Regions from separate parts of the Homo sapiens genome. Here region 1 is linked to region 2. A link is an interaction called in ENCODE POLR2A ChIA-PET data of the cell type or tissue named here. Cell type or tissue: GM12878. All regions are shown on one strand. Each heading gives the region's core, and the rest is flanking DNA. Links, peaks and the distances in the headings are about the cores only. Region 1 overlaps LCMT1 (leucine carboxyl methyltransferase 1). Region 2 has its middle 8.5 kb from the start of LINC02175.

Region 1 (2,500 bases), core at 1-2,500, 96 kb after region 2:
ATCGTGCCACCGCACTGCAACCTGGGTGATACAATGCAACGCTGTCTCAAAAAAAACCAGCAACAACAATAAAAAAAAAACTGATTAGGACGATAAAGTATATAAACTTAATGAGGCAGATAATTAAAGCTTGTATCCATTAGCTTCTGCGCTGTAACAAACTGCTGCAAAGCATGTGGCTTAAAACAACAACCATCTATTTAGCTCACAATTCTTTGGGTTGGGTTCATTCAGGTGGAACTTCTCAGCTGGGCTCATTCCAGCACCTGCCTGGATTTAATCACTTGTGGTCATCTTCACAGAAGACCTCTGCTGTGTAGCAGGCATTGGGCTAGGCCAGGGGGTCCCCACCTTTCTTGCTTCCCAGTAATTTGTCTCAGTAATGTTTTCATAGTACCCCTGAGCCAAAAAACACACTCAGCAGTTCTTTTTAATTAGTTGGGTTTAAACAGCTGAAGTATTTATGTCCTAACAACTTATTAGTCATTTGAAAAAAAAGTACACATAAAATGAAATAAAAATACCATTTTTACTTCATTCTTAAACACCCAGAATTGCTTCCTGAGATGCGTGCCCTGTAGGGCACTTTACAGCTTCACCTTGGAATCAGATTGGACACCACCCCTGTGTTCCACATCCACATTGGCACAATACTTGCTTTTTTCTTTTTTTGAGACAGAGTCTTGCTCTGATTTGTCACCCAGGCTGGAGTGCAGTGGCACACTCTCAGCTCATTGCAACCTCCGCCTCCTGGGTTCAAGCAATTCCCATGCCTCAGCCTCTCAAGTAGCTGGCATTACAGGTGTGCACCACCACGCCTGGCTAATTTTGTATTTTTAGTAGAGATTCTGGCCAGGCTGGTCTCGAACTGGCCTTCAGCAATTCGCCTGTCTTGGCCTCCCAAAGTGCTGGGATTCCAGGCATAAGCCACTGCGCCCGGCCGGTCTGTTTCTTTAGAAAGTTCTGTAAGTATCACACAAAATGATTTCAGTTGCCTTACATTTTTCTCTCACGAAATAGAATGTAGGAAAAGAAGGGATTGTAGATCTCATTTTGGCAACCAAGTTATCTTTCCCACCAGCTCTCAGAAGCATTCCAGACAGATAAGGATTTTTCTGTTCTCATGGCCTCTTGCCAGTGCTAGATTTTATACAAATGGCTTTATTTTCCCAGAATTATAAAACTCCTTCGAAACTTGCTCTGAGCCTGTCCTCCACAAATACATTCAGTTCCCTACAAAATAATGATAAAGCATCCTTCAAGGACAGATAATGGACCTGTTATTTCCCTACAGCTTGAGTAGCCCCTGACTTAAGAAGAGCAACTGAATCATGGGATGCTGGTGTGAGTTACTCAAGTCATCAAATTCTATCATTCAAAGGGATCTCAAGGTCGTCTTGTCCAGTGCTTCCCATGTGGTATACCAGTATGCCACCACATACGGCTGGGCCACTGCAGAGTGGCGGGTGAGCCTCAAGTCACTGACTCCCTTCAGCTCAGATGTACCTTGTGTACAACTTACAAGAATAATCATGATGATGTGTGATTTTTGCTTTACATGCTAATGTTAGATCCTAATGTGAGTAAGAGAGATCTCCCCTGAACTACATGGTACTAGACTTCATGTGTTAATATTCTGGTGTATTATTTGTTGTTGTTTGGCCAGGGATGGAAAAACTCATTCCAAATGTGCTTATTATTAATATATTTGTTATTTGCAAGAAGTTACACAGGCATTTTGGAATTATTTTCCTAATAGGGTAGGCAACTACCTTCGTATTCTTTTATTTTGTAGAGACAAGGTCTTTGCTCTGTTGCCCAGGCTGGAGTGCAGAGGCACGATCATAGCTCACTGCAGCCTTGAGCTCCTGGGCTCAAGCCATCACACCTCAGCCTCCGGAGTAGCTGGGACTACAGGCATATGCCACCACACCTAGCTAATTTTTTAAATTTTTTTGTACAGACAGTCTTGCTGTGTTGCCCAGGGTGGTCTTGAACTCCTCATTCAAGCCATCCTCCTGCTTGGGCCTCCCAAGTTGTTGGGATTATAGGCGTGAGCCACCGCACCCAGATACATGCCATATTCTTTATATTACTTTCCTGACTCGTGACACCCTGGGGCCAACTTTGGGTTCCCTGCTTGCCCTTTATTGCTTTCCTGACATCTAGCAGGCTCTTAGGAGGTGTTTCTTTAGCTTATGGTGTGTAGCCATATGTATTTGAATCAGCCAAGTGGAGTTATCAAGATGATAAATGAGAACCTATTTACATGTTATAGGTTAGCCTTTTCAGCTTTTTTGCTGAAGTTCTCAGAGCCAAGAGAACCTGAATTATTAGCAGTAGTATGGGTAGCTGTTGATGTTTCAGCTCCTGCAATGGTTTGTACCCTCAAGGAAGTTGAGTGAATAATGTCTGGAAGTTGAGTGAATAATAAAATCAAGCAATTTTCTTTCTTTAAAAAAAAATTTGTTAACTTTTTTTTTTTTTAACTGAGATGGAG
Region 2 (11,607 bases), core at 8,874-11,373:
CATGTTAGTTATTTCTCCTAGTTTATTTTAGAGACCGTCTCGCTCTGTCACCCAGGCTGGGGTGCAGTGGCGCAATCCTAGCTCATTATAATCTTGAGCTCCTGGGCTCAAACAATCCTCCCACCTCAGCCTGCCAAGTAGATATGACTACAGGCATGCACTACCGTGCCTGGCTAATATTTATTTATTTATTTATTTATTTATTTATTTATTTATTTATTATTTTTTGGTAGCAATAGAGTCTTGCTATGTTGCCCTAGTTGGTCTGAAACTCCTAGGCTCAAGCAGTCCTCCTGCCTCAGTCTCCCAAAGTGCTGGGATTACAGGCATGAGCCACCATGCCTAGCCTGTGTTTCCTAGTTTAATACTTGCTTTTCATGTTTGCTTGTGATATTCACACTTACTGTATTTCTTGTTGTAAAGGTAAATATTTGATTCATTCTGTGACACACCTGCTCTTCCATTTAATTTGTTTAAGGCTAATGAACCATTTATCTTCTTATAAACTTTATTTATTTATTTATTCATTCATTTATTTATTATTTTTTAGATGGAGTCTCACTCCCGTTGCGCAGGCTGGAGTGCAGTGGCACGATCTCGGCTCTCTGCAACCTCCACCTCCCAGGTTCAAGCGATTCTCCTTCCTCAGCCTCCCGAGTAGCTGGGATTACAGGTGTGCGCCCAGCTAATTTTTGTATTTTTAGTAGAGATGGGTTTTTGCCATGTTGGCCAGGCTGGTCTCGAACTCCTGATCTCAGGTGATCCACCTGTCTCAGCCTCCCAAAGTGCTAGGATTACAAGCAAGGACCACCATTCCCAGCCTTAAACTTTATTTCTATTTTTTATTTTTTTGAAATGGGGGTTTCACTTTGTTGCCCAGGCTGGACCTACATTCCTGGGCTCAAGCAATCTTCCTGCCTCAGCCTATAGAGTAGCTGAGACTACAGGCACGTGCCACCATGTCTGGCCCATTTAACTTCTTTGAAATCAGATGTGATTGGTTCTCTGTGTCCTGCAGTCACTGTCAGTTGTCATTACCTGTGCATGCTTACGTGGTTGTTATTCCTGGTGGCATGGCTGGGCAGCTGTGACTGCAGCCCCTGGATGCTTTAGTCCTCATACCACTTAAGGACCATTTGAAGAAGGAGCACAAATCCTGATTGTTGTTCAAAAACTGTCTATTCATTACTTCTGATGAGATGAAGAAAGAGCCAGCATTAAAACTTACAGAGCGAGGGCCAGGGCTCAGAAGACAATCTCAGAGAGGACAGTAAAGATCTCTCTCTCTCTTTTTTAAAAATTTTTTTGAGACGGAGTCTTGCTCTGTCACCCAGGCTGGAGTGTAGTGGTGCGATCTCGGCTCACTGCAACCTCCGCCTCCAGGGTTCAAGCGATTCTCCTGCCTCAGCCTCCTGAGTAACTGGGACTACAGGCATGCGCCACCACGCCCGGCTAATTTTTGTATATTTAGTAGAGACAAAGTTTCACCATGTTGGCCAGGATGGTCTCGATCTCTTGACCTTGTGATCTGCCCACCTCGGCCTCCCAAAGTGTTGGGATTACAGGCATGAGCCACTGTGCCTGGCCTAAAGATCTCTTAAGAAATGCCATATCACCAAAGCCCTTGAAAGCACAATAGTCCATATTGTATGGAAACTCAGACATCCTGAAACTGAAGACAACCAGCCTTTCCCATTGATCTTTTCCTTTTCATATGTGTGCAAGAGAGAGAAGTGATACCAGTCTGTTTTAATAAGTCCAAAAGAACTTTTCCAATAAACTCACAGTTACAATTATTTGGCAGTGTTTTTTCTTTCTTGGGAGTACATCTTAGGATTGATGCCTTCTTATTTGATGAAATACGTCATATGGTTAGTGTAGAAAATTTAGGAAGGATAAACCCAGAAATCAGAGAGATAATCATTTTCAGTATTTAGGTATCAATCCACTAGTAATTCTCTGTGTAATATAGATACATATGTATGTATTTACGGGCACATGTGGTACATATATTTTTGGCCTTACCTCTTTCTCTTAACATTATATCTGGAATGTTTTGCCATGTCTGATTTTCTAGTTTACTTTTTAAATGATGGGTTAGTATTTCAGTGAATGGATACACTGTAATTTGTCCAGTTACTCTCCAGCTGATGTCCTGTAAATCCTGAAACTTGCTGCTTGTCTCCCTTCAGAACTCCCATCAGCAGCGCCCGACAGCACTCTCCTCCTCACTGCCCAACACTGGGTGGCAAATCTTTTCATCTTGGCCACTCTGATAGGCTGGACAGTGAGATCCTTCTTCCTAGGGCGCATGGAAACCTGTTGCAGTCACCTGGGTTTGCGGAGTGGGAGGAGGAAAGTGTTAGGGGCACTAGAGGTGGGAGACGGTGGGAGTTGCTGGCTGGGTGTGTTTGCATTATGGACCCGTGCATCTCACCACTCTCTACCACTGTGCACCACTGTGACCATGGACAGGGTGCTCCTGAGGTCAGTCCCAGATGCCCACCAGGCGCTGCGTCCTGAGCCTGCCTCTCCCTCTGGCCTCCTCTCCAGTTTCTTACTGTCCTCCGGCCTCCCTGCCTCCTTTCTGTACTGGAGGCTCAGGTGTGTTCCCTGAGTCTTTCTGCCTGCCCTTCCTCCTGTCTAGAATGCCTTTTGGACACCTGACTCTCCCATTCTCCAGGGCTCGCCACGGCCATCCCGTTCTGAGAGAGGCCTCCCCCTATCATCTTCATCCTCTCTACGAGTCACTGCCTTCATTCCTCATCATCTTGTAATTATCTGCCTCTCCTTTCTCTCCTTGTTTACCACTGTACCCCCAGTGCCTAGCACTTGGCAGACACCCACATGTTCCTTGACTACACTAGTCGTATTGAATAGTGTAAGGAATCCGGAGGTGAGAGAATAGAAGAACCTGCTCTTTATTATGCAAGAGAGTAGTTTTGTAAGTCTACCAAGTTAGGGCTTCCAGAGGGAAGCATTTTGATCAGCTTTTCAACAGAGTTGCTTAGCAGTGGGGTGAGTGCCTTCCTCAGGGGAGTGGTCACGTAGTGATATTGTTGCAATGGTTCTTGCACTGGATGCTGGGGTTGGCAAGATTAGGCTTCTTCCAACCCTTAGAACTGTGGGGTGTGTTCTCATCTGTGGGTTTCAACTGCAGATAAAACTGTTAACACTAGATGGCACTAGAGGATTCATTTGAAATCTGTTTAAGGCCAGGCCGGTGGCTCAACCCTGTAATCCCAGCACTTTGGGAGGCCGAGGCGGGTGGATCACCTGAGGTCAGGGGTTCGAGACCAGCCTGGCCAACCTGATGAAACCCCCGTCTCTACTAAAAATACAAAATTAGCGGGACCTGGTGGCTCATACCTGTAATCTCGGCTACTTGGGAGGCTAAGGCAGGAGAATCGCTTGAAACCGGGAGGTGGAGGTTGCAGTGAGCCGAGATTGTGCCATTGCACTCCAGCCTGGGCAACAAGAGCGAAACTCTGCCTCAAAAAAAAAAAAAAAAAAAAAAAAGGAATCTGTTTATGAAACTGCCACCCACAGTGAAAAAATAACCTTTATCATTGCACTTATACCCTCAACACACACTTGAAACAAAAGTTGTCTAAGTGCAATGGCTCACACCTGTAATCCCAGCATCTTGGGAGGCCAAGATGGGAGAAATCACTTGAGGTCAGCAGTTCGAGACCAGCTATAGCAAAACTTCATGTCTACAAAAAAATTAAAAATTAGAATTAGAAACAAAAGGTTCACAAATGTCTTAACACTATGTGTAATGCATCTTATTTTTTATTTTATTCTATTCCATTTCTTCTTTCTTTCTTTTTTATTTGAGCTGGAGTCTCATTCTGTGGCCCAGGCTGGAGTGCAGTGGTGCAATTTTGGCTCACTGCAACCTCCGCCTCCCGGGTTCAAGCAATTCTTGTGCCTCAGCCTCCTGAGTAGCTGGGATTACAGACGCGGACCACCATGCCCAGCTAATTTTTGTATTTTTAGTAGTTTCACCATATTGGCCAGGCTGGTCTTGTACTGCTGGCTTCAAGTGATCCGCTTGCCCCGGCCTCCCAAAGTGCTGAGATTCCAGGCATGAACCACCATCCCAGCCTCACATTAAAAAAAAAAAAAAAAAAAGCAGGTTTGCAAACTAATTGATCTTATGATATTAATTAGTCACCACTTACTGTTTGAAAAGCACTATTTTAGATAACTGAGTAAGTGTATGGTTATAAAACTGAGTATGTTTTCCTTGGACAGTCTGGGCTTGTATAGCAAATTGTGCACATTAGTGAATATTTCACGTTTCTGTGAATTGCTGCATGGAACACCTGAACATGTGTTTTGGGTGTCTATGGATGACAGATTGGGAGATGTGTTTGTACAGAATTCAGCACCTATTGTAGTCAAGGCAGAAGTAAGCCTTGGCAGTAGATATAAAGAAAAGGTATATTATCTGCTTCTAGGAGCTCAGAGACATCACACACACATTCCCTACATTTTACCTTAGCAGGGAACAAGGAAATGGGGGTATTACTCAGGGTATCATTAGGATGCTTTAGGCTGTTAACAGAAGCCTGACTCAAATTGGCTTAAAGGGTAAAAACACTTATTATCTCACAAAATATACGTTCAGAGATAGAGCAGTCCACAGGCCCAGAGCAGCTGAGCATGGCCTTCGGGATCCAGGTTCTTTTCATGACTCCTCAGTCGTCCTAAAGCTGGTTCTACTCATGATTGCAACAAGGCTTCCTGTGCTAATCAGGGTTTCAGCTCCCAGCCTTGAAACACAAAGCCTTAACTCCTTGTACTGTAGACCAGAATAGAGACAATTAAGGCTCCCATGGCATTTCCCAAGTTGTACACGTATTGTTCATTCGTTCCTGGTTTCCCCACTCTGACCTCTGTAAGGGGAGTAAGAGGACGGCACCTAATACAGAGTCAGGAGAAACACTTGGGTTAATTCATGCTGTTTGTCAAGTGTTTCTGAGTCTCCCTTCCCCTGGGCACAGGTCTTTTCATTTAGTGGAATTAACTGACTAGCTCTGGCCATGAGTTTGCAGAGTGAATAAATGGCTGCACATCTTTTGTATGAAGCATGAAGTGAGGTTATTTGCTATGTAGGGTCCTGAGAAGTGAACTAGCACTATGAGGAAAGGGAGTCAGAAGCCCACTGTGGGCAATGTAATGGGCGGTACGTGAACATAAAGATGAATGGATGGCTGCGTCTTCGCATGTGTAACGGGGCACTGAATGTGCACTTGGCCTTTCGAGGTGGATGGTTGGTTTTTGTCGAGTTCCTTGACCTGGTTCCTGATAACTTGGCAGCGGACCCTGGCCCGAACCTACTCAATCTCTACTCACCTTCCTCTTTTTTTCTCCCTTCCAGGCTTGCAGTAAGGTTGGGCTGCTGGCACGACCCTTACATCCACCACTTTGTGAGACTGTCTAAAGACAGGAAAGTCCCTGAAATCAACAGAGGTAAGTGACCATCTCCCTCCCCGAAAGCTCCTTATCAGCCAAGAGACCTGAAGTTTCAGGGGTTCATTCATGTTTTTTTTCCTCACTTTGTTACCCAGGCAGGAGTGAAGTTGTGTTCGAAATTGGTGGGTTCTTGGTCTCACCGACTTCAAGAATGAAGCCGCGGACCCTCGCAGTGAGTGTTACAGTTCTTAAAGGTGGCATGTCTGGAGTTTGTTCCTTCTGATGTTTGGATGTATTCGGAGTTTCTTCCTTCTGGTTGGGTTCGTGGTCTTGCTGGCTCAGCAGCGAAGCTGCAGACCTTCGCGGTGAGTGTTACAGCTCATAAAGGCAGTGTGGACCCAAATAGTGAGTACTAGCAGAATTTATTGCAAAGAGCAAAAAGAACAAAACTTCCACAGAGTAGAAGGAGACCCCAGCAAGCTGCTACTGCTAGTTCGGGCAGCCTGCTTTTATTCTCTTATCTGGCCCCACCCACATCCTGCTGATTGGTAGAGCCTAGGGGTCTGTTTTGACAGGGCGCTGATTGGTGCCTTTACAATCCCTGAGCTAGACATAAAGGTTCTCCAAGGCCCCACCAGAGTAGCTAGATACAGAGTGTCGATTGGTGCATTCACAAACCCTGAGCTAGACCAGGGTGCTGATTGGTGTGTTTACAAACCTTGAGCTAGATACAGAGTGCGGATTGGTGTATTTACAATCCCTGAGCTAGACATAAAGGTTCCCCCACGTCCCCACCACACTCAGGAGCACAGCTGGCTTCACCCAGTGGAGCCACCTGCCAGTCCCGTGCCGTGCGCCCGCACTTCTCAGCCTTTGGGTGGTCGATGGGACTGGGCGCCGTGGAGCAGGGGGTGGTGCTCGTCAGGGAGGCTCGGGCCGCACAGGAGCCCACGGAGGGAGTGGGAGGCTCAGGCATGGCGGGCTGCAGGTCCCGAGCCCTGCCCCGCGGGAAGGCAGCTAAGGCCCGGCGAGAAATGGAGCGCAGCGCCGGTGGGCCGGCACTGCTGGGGGACCCACTACACCCTCCGCAGCCGCTGGCCCTGGTGCTAAGCCCCTCATTGCCCGGGGCCCGCAGGGCCGGCCGGCTGCTCCGAGTGCGGGGCCCGCCAAGCCCACGCCCACCCGGAACTCCAGCTGGCCCGCAAGCACAGCGCGCAGCCCCGGTTCCCGCTCGCGCCTCTCCCTCCACACCTCCCTGCAAGCTGAGGGAGCCGGCTCCGGCCTTGGCCAGCCCAGAAAGGGGCTCCCACAGTGCAGTGGTGGGCTGAAGGGCTCCTCAAGTGCCGCTAAAGTGGGAGCCCAGGCAGAGGAGGCGCCGAGAGCGAGCGAGGGCTGTGAGGACTGCCAGCACACTGTCACCTCTCACAGTAGGGCAATCTCCGCTCACTGCAACCTCCACCTCCCAGGTTCAAGCGATTCTCCTGCCTCAGCCTCCCAAGCAGCTGGGATTACAGGCACACACCACCACGCCCAGCTCATTTTTTTTGTTTTGTTTTTTTGAGACGGAGTCTTGCTCTGTCGCCCAGGCTGGAATGCAGTGACACGATCTCTGCTCACTGCAAGCTCCGCCTCCCAGGTTCACGCCATTCTCCTGCCTCAGCCTCCCTAGTAGCTGGGACTGCAGGCACCCACCACCACGCCTGGCTAATTTTTTGTATTTTTCGTAGAGACGGGGTTTCACCATGTTAGCCAGGATGGTCTCAATCTCCTGACCTCATGATCCGCTCGCCTCAACCTCCCAAAGTGGCTACTTTTTTTTTTTTTTGTATTTTAGTAGAGATAGGGTTTCACCATGTTGGCCAGGCTGATCTCGAACTCCTGACCTCAAGTGATCCACCTGCCTCGGCCTCCCAAAGTGCTGGGATTACAGGCGTGAGCCACCGCGCCTGGCCCAGGTGTTCATTCTTGAAGGGAGTTGTGGCGTGCTCCCTTTCCAGCTGTGGCAAAACTGCTTATTTTCTCACCAACACAGTTTGTTATAAAACTTGTTAATCACCGGGCGCGGTGGCTCACGCCTGTAATCCCAGCACTTTGAGAGGCTGAGGCGGGTGGATCACCTGAGGTTGGGAGTTTGAGAACAGCCTGACCAACATGGAGAAACCTCGTCTCTACTAAAAATACGATCTGGGCGTGGTGGCACATGCCTGCAGTCCCAGCTATTCAGCGGGCTGAGGCAGGAAAATCGCTTGAACCCGTGAGGCAGAGGTTGAGGTGAGCCAAGATAGCACCATTGCACTTCAGCCTGGGCAACAAGAGCGAAACTGGGTCTTAAAAAAAAAAAAGAAAGGAAAACTTGTTAATCTTTTATATGAAAGATGGTATTTAATTGTAATTTTATTTTTTACTCTTCCTATTTATAGGTGGTTGAGCATCATTTTCGTGTGTTCGAAGCCCACTTACATCTTTTTACTCTGAACTGTCCATATCAGGAATTACTTTTTTCAGTTAAAAATACAAATAAAGCATTATTTTCCACACGTGTACTCCTATACTGATTGGATCAGTATGGAGAAGCTGCTTCATAATACTGGTATTTGGAGGAGAATCTCTTAGAATTTACGTTAGACTCTTCCTTTGTTTTGGTAGAGGGAGAAAGGGCTCTGTTTTGCCTATGGCTCATCTAGGTGTGTGGACTAATCATGTGGATTATTATTGTTATTTTTGAGATGGAGTTTCGCTCTTGTCCAGGCTGGAGTGCAGTGGCGTGATTTCAGCTTACTGCAACCACCGCCTCCAGGGTTCAAGCGATTATCCTGTCTCAGCCTCTAATCATGTGAATTTAATTGGGTTCTTCTATGAGGAGACTTTCCAGAGGCTTTTGTATATTTCAGGCTGAGCATATCTGAGTTTTCACACCTCGTCTGTGCTTCTGAACCTTCCCTAAGGATGGAGATTGAAGATTGCTGCCCAGCTGCACAGCTTGAGTGTTGCAATTTTAGAGGACAGGGTTTTCTACAGTTTTGTTGATATCTCTTACTGTGGAAGGAAGGGGAAGTGGTAATTCTCAGATGAGGGAGGTCTCAGAGGTGCTGACAGCAGTAAGCTTACCAGGCTCAGAAGATTTGGCTCTTAACATTCTGCAACAGAGTGGTATGAAGTGAGGCTGGGGAAGTAGACAGAGCAGGTGGGGCCCTGTAGACTATATAAGGAACTATGGTCTTTTTGTTTTTCTTTTCTTTTCTTTTCTTTCTTTCTTTCTTTTTTTTTTTTTTTTTTGAGGCAGGGTCTCACTGTGTCACCCAGGCTGGAGTGCAGTGGTGCGATCACAGCTCACTGCAGCCTCGACCTCCTGGGCTCAAGCAATCCTTCTGCCTCTTTTTGGTAGTGACAAGGTCTCACTATGTTGCCCAGGCTGGTCTTGAACTCCTGGCCTCAAGTGATCCTCCTGCCTCAGCCTCCTAAAGTGCTGGGATTACAGGTGTGAGTCACCACACCTGGCGACACTCTGGTCTTTTCCCAACAGCAACAGAAAGCAGTTGAGCTAGGGAGTGACAGGAGCAAACAGACCTTTTACAAACCTCTGGCTTCTGTGTGAGATATGGATTTGGGTAAAGTCAGAGTGATTGGGGGAGCTCACTTCACAGATACCAAAAGGAGAGGTGGAAGAAAAGTAGATTCCAGAAATACTTAGCGGATAAAATCAACATATTTGGGGGACTGATTGCATAAGGGGAAAGAAAAAGGGTAGTTCCAAGATGATGCCTACCTTTTTTACTTTTGAACTGAAGGAGCCATGGCACTGTTTGCTAAGTTGGGAGGTGGAGACAGCAGGGAGGAGATTGGGGAGGTGATCTTGAACACAGCTTTGGAAATAGTGAATCTGAGATAGTACTGAGACCCCCAAGTGGAGATGCCAGCTGGCAGCCTGATACAGTTTGGATCTGGGTCCTCACCAAATCTCATGTTGAAATGTAGTCCCCACTGTTTTTTTTTCTCTTTCTTTTCTGAGACGGAGTTTCTCACCCTGTCACCCAGGCTGGAGTGCAGTGGCCCGATCTTGGCTCACCACAACCTCCGTCTCCTGGGTTCAAGCGATTCTCCTGTCTCAGCCTCCCGAGTAGCTGGGATTACAGGCGCCCGCCACAATGCCTGGCTATTTTTTGTATTGTCTGTAGAGATGGGGTTTCACCATGTTGGCTGGGCTGGTCTCAAATTCCTGACCTCAGGTGATCCACTTGCCTCGGCCTCCCAAAGTGCTGGGATTACAGGCATGAGCCACCACGCCCAGCCTGTAGTCCCCAGTGTTGGAGGTGGAGCCTGGTAGAAAGTGGTTGGAATATGGGGGTGGATTTCTCATGAATGGTTTAGGACCATCCTCTTGGTGCTGTTCTGATAGTGAGTTCTCAGGAGTTCTGGTTGTTTAAAAGTGTGCAGCACCGTACCCCTTGCTTTCTGTGGCTCCTGCTCCCACCATGTGAGATGCCTTGCTCACCCTTTGCCATCCGTCGTGATTAGAAGCCTCCCAAGGCCTCACCAGAAGCAGAAGCTGCTATAATTCCTGTACAGCCAACAGAACTGTGAGCCATTTAAACATTTCTTCTTGGCTGGGCGTGGTGGCTCATGCCTGTAATTCCAGCACTTTGGGAGGCCGGGGGTGGGGGTGGGGGGTGGGGGTGGATCACCTAGGGTCAGGAGTTCGAGACCAGCCTGGCCAACATGGTGAAACCCTGTCTCTACTAAAAATACAAAAAATTAGCTGAGTGTGGTGGCGGGCACCTGTAATCCCAGCTACTTGGGAGGCTGAGGCAGGATAATCGCTTGAACCTGGGAAGCGGAGGTTGCAGTGAGCTGAGATTGCACCATTGCACTCCAGCCTGGGCAACAAGAGCGAAACTCTGTCTCAAAAACAACAACAACAACAAAACAAAACAAAAAACAAACCACACACACATTTCTTCTTTATAAATTACCCAGTCTCAGGTATTTCTTTTTAGCAGTGCAAGAATTAACTAATGCAAAGCCAGATACCAGGCTAGAGGGAACAGATGATGAAAGGTACAGTTTGTGTGTCAGGCAATGAAGTGCAGATTTTTCACTGGTAATTGATTGGGAATCAAAAGGTTTTAAGGAAGTTACAGGAAAAGATCTGTGATTCTGAAAAATCACCCTGGCCAAAGGTAGAATAAGGATGTGTTGCAATAGATCGGATGAGCGAGGACAGCAGGTGCAGGGGCTGTGGGTGTGGGAAAGAAAAGGAGGCTTCCCCTTTGTCACCAAGCCTTCTCCCACGCAGCTGCTGGGGATTTTTCTGAAATGCAAACCCAGGTCATGTCAGTTCCTCACTTCAAATCCCTCAGGATAAAACTTGTACTCAAAAAATAAATAAGATAATTTCACCTATTGCTTAACATAGAAAATGGGAGCCCTCAGAATGAGACTCCCTTAACTTCCCCCAAGAAACTTAACCATCCTTTTTCACTGTTACAGTTGTGAATGTCCTCCAGTAACGACCACCAGAAACACTCTGTAGTCAAGCAAGTTTGGTTTATTACTTGTTGCAAGGAGGGAAGACTCACACCATGAGGAACATATCAGTAAGAGGATGTTAGATCTTTATAATTTGGGCTTTGGCTGGGTGATTTGGGGGAGCTTCCACGATTCACTGTGTGAAAGCCTGTCCAGAAATCTCTCCTGCTACCCCTCCTGACCCTATATCAGGTTCACCTAACATGCAGTTCTACTGCAGACTCCATGCCTCTGCTCACGCTGTTTTCTTCTGCCGGGCAAACCCTTATCGATCTCTTTAAGGCTCACCTCCTCCACTGTGAAAAACAGAAAAGCAAAACTGACTTCTAGGAGCTTGCCTGGTGCTGTGAGCCAGGCCGTATGTTTTTGGAAGCTGGCTGGTGCCCACAACAAGGCCATGTTGTTCTCCTATTGGACATAAACAATCATGCAGACCACTCACACAAGGACACTCTGCAGTGGTGATGATAGGAGATGACACGAGACCACGTCATCATTCTGTGTAAGGACAAAAGCAAGGTCACTGTGCCACCCACAGAATACCAGACATTCCCTTCTCCCAGCTGATAGGAGTGACTGTGGCTTCTTTACACATTGTAGCTTTAGCCCTACTCCAGCCAAACCTCTTTCTAGAAAAGATACCGCTACCGGATGATA

What was found. Peaks named below come from ENCODE experiments on the same cell type or tissue, not always from the same donor. Only the 100,000 strongest peaks of a DNase experiment are listed, where the experiment ranks them.
Region 1: POLR2A ChIA-PET joins it to region 2 with 8 read pairs; 2 of 35 experiments call an interaction of 5 or more read pairs at or near these places.

The regions. Positions count from the first base shown.
Region 1 is chr16:25,157,493-25,159,992 of GRCh38, forward strand. All of the region lies in intron 5 of LCMT1 (leucine carboxyl methyltransferase 1), which reads left to right. Among named protein-coding and RNA genes, the nearest start is that of LCMT1-AS2, 9.7 kb to the left of the region's middle. In GM12878, for the core only: no CTCF peak of the experiment used is centred there; no DNase peak of the experiment used is centred there.
Region 2 is chr16:25,052,627-25,064,233 of GRCh38, forward strand. No RefSeq gene overlaps it. Among named protein-coding and RNA genes, the nearest start is that of LINC02175, 8.5 kb to the right of the region's middle. RefSeq lists a silencer at 3,087-3,216. In GM12878, for the core only: no CTCF peak of the experiment used is centred there; no DNase peak of the experiment used is centred there; H3K27ac peaks cover 787 bases.